Regions from separate parts of the Homo sapiens genome. Here region 2 is linked to region 1. Evidence: read pairs that join two places in POLR2A ChIA-PET (ENCODE). Cell type or tissue: B cell. All regions are shown on one strand. Each heading gives the region's core, and the rest is flanking DNA. Links, peaks and the distances in the headings are about the cores only.

Evidence for each region. ChIA-PET counts read pairs that join two places held together with the same protein. Peaks named below come from ENCODE experiments on the same cell type or tissue, not always from the same donor. Only the 100,000 strongest peaks of a DNase experiment are listed, where the experiment ranks them.
Region 2: POLR2A ChIA-PET joins it to region 1 with 5 read pairs; 7 of 35 experiments call an interaction of 5 or more read pairs at or near these places.

What each region holds. Positions count from the first base shown.
Region 1 is chrX:123,927,687-123,930,605 of GRCh38, reverse strand. No RefSeq gene overlaps it. Among named protein-coding and RNA genes, the nearest start is that of STAG2-AS1, 32 kb to the left of the region's middle. In B cell, for the core only: no CTCF peak of the experiment used is centred there; no DNase peak of the experiment used is centred there.
Region 2 is chrX:123,873,374-123,876,292 of GRCh38, reverse strand. All of the region lies in intron 1 of XIAP (X-linked inhibitor of apoptosis), which reads right to left. It also overlaps the pseudogene RNU6-122P. Among named protein-coding and RNA genes, the nearest start is that of XIAP, 15 kb to the right of the region's middle. In B cell, for the core only: no CTCF peak of the experiment used is centred there; no DNase peak of the experiment used is centred there; H3K27ac peaks cover 306 bases.

The sequences.
Region 1 (2,919 bases), core at 225-2,724:
TCAGACCAGCATGGGGGAACTGCACCCATGATTCGATTATATCCATCTGTTCCTACCCTTGACACATGGGATTATTACAATTCAAGGTAAGATTTGGGTGAGGACACAGAGCCAAACCATATCACCAAGCTTCCTGTCACTGTATTATTGTATTGTATTTCACATATTATTAATATATTAATTCTGGTCAAGCTTACATGTTTTTCAAACTTTCTTTGTGTCCCTCTCTAGTTTGGTGTAGTACAATATAAGTTTCTTTTCATTTTTTACCTTATTGAGGAGAAGGTGAGGGAAGTCTTGCTGTTATCTAGTGCCTTCTTCATTCCACTATTGTATATTTTCTCTTTTTTTTTTCTTGAGACAGGTCTGGCTCTGTCGCCCAGGCTGGAGTGCAGTGGCACGAACACAGCTCACTGCAGTCTTAACCTCCTGGGCTCAAGTGATACTCCCACCTCAGCCTCCCCAGTAGCTGAGAGCACAGATGTGTGCCACCACATCTGGTTAATTTTTCTATAATATATTTTTTGTAGAGATGGGGGTCTCATTATATTGCCTAGGCTGGTCTTGAACTCCTGGCTCAAATAATCTTCCTGCCTCAGCCTCCCAAAGTGCTGGCATTGCAGGTGTGAGCCAACGTGCCTGGTCTGAGATTGAGACTGAAAGAAAACTGGGAGTTTACCTAGGCAGAGAAGGGATGAGAGAGTATTCAGTATTTGAGAGAGAGTCTAGCATGGGCAAATACACCAAGACGTAAAGAAGGCATGAACTGAGGAACTACAAGAAGTTTGGTACTGCTGAAATCTAAAGGAGAAGGGGCAAAGAACAGTGGAGAGAGATTAGGCAGGGGCCAAATTGTGGAGGGCTCTTGCAATGAGTGCTAAAGACTGAACTTTATCTTGAGAGTGATGGGAATCCACAAAAGCTTATAATGAGGGAACGAGCAGCAGATGCTTTTGGTAGAAGTATGGAGCATGGACAAGTGAGCAAGACTGATATCAGGAAACCTATTAAGAGGCTATGGGCTGGGTGCGGTGGTTCACACCTGTAATCCCAGCACTTTGGGAGACCGAGGCAGGCGGATCACCTGAGGTTGGGAGTTCGAGACCAGCCAGACCAACAAAATTAGCCGGGCGTGGTGGCACATGCCTGTAATCCCAGCTACTCGGGAGCCTGAGGCAGGAGAATCATTTGAACCCAGGAGGCAGAGGTTGCAGTGAGCTGGGATTGTGACATTGCACTCCAGCCTTGCTCTCCAGCCTGGGCAACAAGAGCAAAACTCTGTCTAAAAAAAAAGAGGCTATGATAACAGGTCAGAGAAGAAATGACAAGGCCCTGAAATAAGGTTGTGGCAGTGTAGATGGGAGAATGAGTCAAGAGATAGTTAGGAATTGTGATAAGAACTTGGAAGCCATTTGGATGAATGAAGGGGGTGGGGCTGTGAGTCCATGTTTCTGACATTCGCCTGAACAGGAAAGAAGTAGTTTGGGAAGAGATTATCGTTTTTTTTTTGTTTGTTTGTTTGTTTGGATACGGAGTCTCTTTGTGTCGCCCAGGCTGGAGTGCAGTGGCACGATCTTCACGCTCACTACAACCTCTGCCTCCTGGGCTCAAGGGATCCTCCCACCTCAGCCTCTCAAGTGGCTGGGAGTACAGGTGCATGCCACTACGCCAGGCTAATATTTTGTTTTGTTTTTTTTTGTAGGGATGGGGCGATCCATTCGCCTCGGCCTAGCAAAGTGCTGGGATCACAGGTGTGAGCCACTGCACCTAGTGAGATTATGTTCTTGACTTCAGTTTTAAGTGCTGGCAAAATTAAATCTAAATCCCTTGGCATGGCATTCAAGGTTTTTGATGATATGACCCCAAACTATATTTCCAGCTTCATCTCCCCAATACCGCTTTTTGCATATAAGATTACCAAAAGCTGTCCTTTCAGACTGTATACCTTAAAAAATGTTTTTTTTCTGTAGAGATGGGGGTCTTGCTATGTTGCCCAGGCTGCTCTTGAACTCCTGGGCACAAGCCATCCTCCTGCTTTGGCCTCTCAAAGTGTTAGGACTACAGGTATGAGCCATCATGTCTGGGCTGTACCTATTTTTTTAAACTCTTGACTCCTTCAGTTATGTGTCAGGAGCATGCCAGAATATCATCAGAGGAAACATAGGAACAAGTAATTAGAAAATGTGATGAGTATGTGTACATACATGTATATATACATATACACACACATATATACATATCACAAATGATGAATTAAGAGGTGACATTTCAGCTGTATGATTGTTAAAATGGCTCCCAATGAATTATTCTTCTCTGTATCCATGCCCCTTTGCAATGTGACTCTACTGCTCCTTCCATCAAGTGGTAGAGTCTCTTTCCCCTCCCCTTGAGTCTCTGACCATGTACCTTGCTTTGACCAATCAAACGCAACATCTTGGGATCTCTGAGCCCAGGCAGGCCTTATGAGAACTAGCAGCTTCTGCTTTTGCCCTTGGAACCCAGTTGCCATATAAAGAAGTGCAGGCTATGCTGCTGGAAAGAAGCCATGTAAAGAGAGAAGACCAGCTATGACAATGTCCCAGTTGAGCCAAGCCCCCAGATGACCCACCAGCTGACTGCAGCCACATGAGTGAACCCAGGCAAGACCAGCAGAACTGTCCAGCCAATCCACAAAAATCTTAGGAAATAATAAAGCACGTTGTTTTAAGCCACTCAGTTTTGGGGGATTTTGTTATGCAGCAATAAGCAAGTGAGACAAGCTGGCAATGGAAAGATGAATAGGAATTCTCCGGGAAGGTAATGGAGGAAAAAGCTTTCTGGGCAAAGTGAAGCAAAGATGCAGAGGAGGAAAAGTGTATGTCAATCTCAGGAATGGCAAGTAGTACTGTGTGGTTAAAGAAAAAATTGAAGGTGCCCATC
Region 2 (2,919 bases), core at 204-2,703, 54 kb after region 1:
AATCTATCTTGTTTTTGACTAGTAATAGTCTCAAGAAGCATCTGACTAAAGTAGTTGGAAAAAAAAAAAAAGCAGCATGAGGTCACATGCGGTGGCTCACCCCTGTAATCCCAACACTTTGGGAGGTTAAGGCGGGAGAATCACTTCAGCCCAGGAATTTAAGACCAGACTGGGCAATGTAGGCCAAGGAATTCCAGGTTACAGTGAGCTGTGACTGCGTCACTGCACTTCAGCCTATACAACAGGTCAAGACACTGTCTTAAAAAACAAAAAAAGTAGTATGAATACACTTATAAATCTATAAGAAGGCTGGGTGCAGTGGCTCACACCTGTAATCCCAACACTTTGGGAGGCCGAGGTGGGTGGATCGCTTGATTTCGGGAGTTCAAGACCAGCCTGGCCAACATGGTGAAACACCGTCTCTACTAAAAATACAAAAATTAGTCAGGCGTGGTGGCACATGCCTGTAATCCCAGCTACTCGGGAGGCTGAGGCAGGGGAATCGCTTGAACCTGGGAGGCAGAGGTTGCAGTGAACCGAGATGGTGCCACTGTACTCCAGCCTGGGCGACACAGCGAGACTCCGTCTCAAAAAAAAAAAAAATCTATAAGAAAAAGATTAATACGTTGATAGAAAACAGGCAAATTTACAAGTGGGAAATATTAATGGTCAACAAACATATGCAACAATGTTAAACCTCATTAATAATCAAAGAAATAAACACTTTAAAAGATAACATTTTTATCCTATTTGGCAAAGGTCAACATTACTACCAACAACGAAAACGCAGTGGCTGGAGAGTATGAAGCAAGAGGCATTTGCCTGTTAGAACTAAAAACTGGTACATCTTTTCTGGAAGGTAATCTGGCAATATATGTTCTAAAAGTCTTAAATATATGATTATCTCTTGAACCATCCATTCTAGTTCTAAACATATTCTCAAAAAAATAAAAATAAATAAATCCCTGATCAGGCCGGGCGCGGTGGCTCACGCCTGTAATCCCAGTATTCTAGGAGGCCAAGGCAGGCGGATCACCTGAGGTCAGGAGTTCAAGACCAGCCTGGCCATGGTGAAACCCCGTCTCTACTAAAAATACAAAAAATTAGCCAGGCATGGTGGTGCACGCCTGTAATCCCAGCTACTCGGGACGCTGAGGCAGGAGAATCACTTGAACCTGGGAGGCAGAGGTTGCAGTAAGCTGAGATTGTGCCATCGTACTCCAGCCTGGGAAACAAGAGGGAAACTCCATCTCAAAAAAAAAAAAAAATAAATCCCTGATCAGCCAGGCGCAGTGGCTCATGCCTGTAATCCCAGCACTTTGGGGGCTAAGGTGGGTGGATCACTTGAGGTCAGGAATTCAAGACCAGCCTGGCCAACATGGCAAAACCTAGGCTCCACAAAAAAAAAAAAAAAAAAAAAAAATACAAGAATTAGCTGGGGGTGGTGGCACACACCTGTAGTCCCAGCTACTCAGGAGACTGAGGCAGGAGAATTGTTTGAATTCGGGAGGTGGAGGTTGCAGTGAGCCAAGATTGCGCCACTGCATTCAAGCCTGGGCAACAGAGGGAGACTCCATCTCAAAAAAAAAAAAAAAAAATCCCCCATCATTTCATTATGAGTGTATATATAAGGATGTTCCATAAAGTGCTATTTACTAAAAACAATTCAATATCTAACAAAAGAGGACAATACTATGGTAATATGGGCCACCAGGTAACCATTAAAAATTCATGTTCAGGATGTATTTTAAAAACATGCATATATTATACAGGGGCCATGTTAACCTTCTCTGTATCATTCCAATTTTAGTATATGTACTGCCAAAGCGAGCACCATGATGTTGTATTAAGTGGAAAAAGCTGGTTACAAAATGATGTTGTATTATATAACCCAAATTATAAAAAATACAGATATATAAAGACAGGCTAAATTACATATCAAAATTCTGCTGTGGTTATCTCTGAGCAGTGAGATTATTTTCTTTGCGCTTTTCTTAACTTTCTAAATTCTATACAGCAAATATATTAGATTCTAATGAAAAGAAATAAGCAGGTGGACTCTTGATTAGTCAGGCACCCTTGTACAATCCTGCCAACCAGACTATGGGTGTAATCTGGTTATTTGCCATGTGACAATGCTTCCTCCCTCTGTGAATACACTGGCCAAGTAAACTATCAATAGCAAGGCCTGGTAATGCAAAGTTTTGGCTTTTCATTCACAGGAAGTAATTTTTATGACTTAGAAAGGGAAGGATATGTTCTTTGGTTCTTATCTTTTTGCCTATCCTGAGAATTTCTGCCAGCTTGTTACATAGGTAACTGCCTCTGAGCAACCCACCAGGTTTTTTTTTTTTTTTTTCAGACGGACTCTTGCTGTGTCGCCCAGGCTGGAGTGCAGTGGCGCAATTTGGGCTCACTGCAACCTCCACCTTCCAGGTTCAAGCAATTCTTCTGCCTCAGCTTCCCAAGTAGCTGGGATTACAGGCGTGTGCTACCAGGCCCAGCTAATTTTTTTTTTTTCTATTTTTAGTAGAGATGTGGTTTCACCATGTTGGTCAGGCTGGGCTCGAAACTCCTCACCTCAAGTGATCCACCTGCCTCAGACTCCCAAAGTGCTGGGATTACAGGTGTGTGCCGCCACGACGCCTGGCTGATTTTTGTATTTTTAGTAGAGACAGCGTTTCATCATGTTGGCCAGGCTGGTCTCAAACTCCTCATCTCAAGTGATCTGCTCGCCTTGGCCTCCCAAAGTGCTGGGATTACAGGCGTGAGCCACCGTGCCTGGCGATCATCAGGTTTCAAAAAAGAGAGAGAGAGAGGGCCAGACATGGTGGTTCATGCCTGTATTCCCAGCACTTTGGGAGGTCAAGGCAGGAGGACTGCTTGAGCCCAGGTGTTTGAGGCCAGCCTGGGCAACAT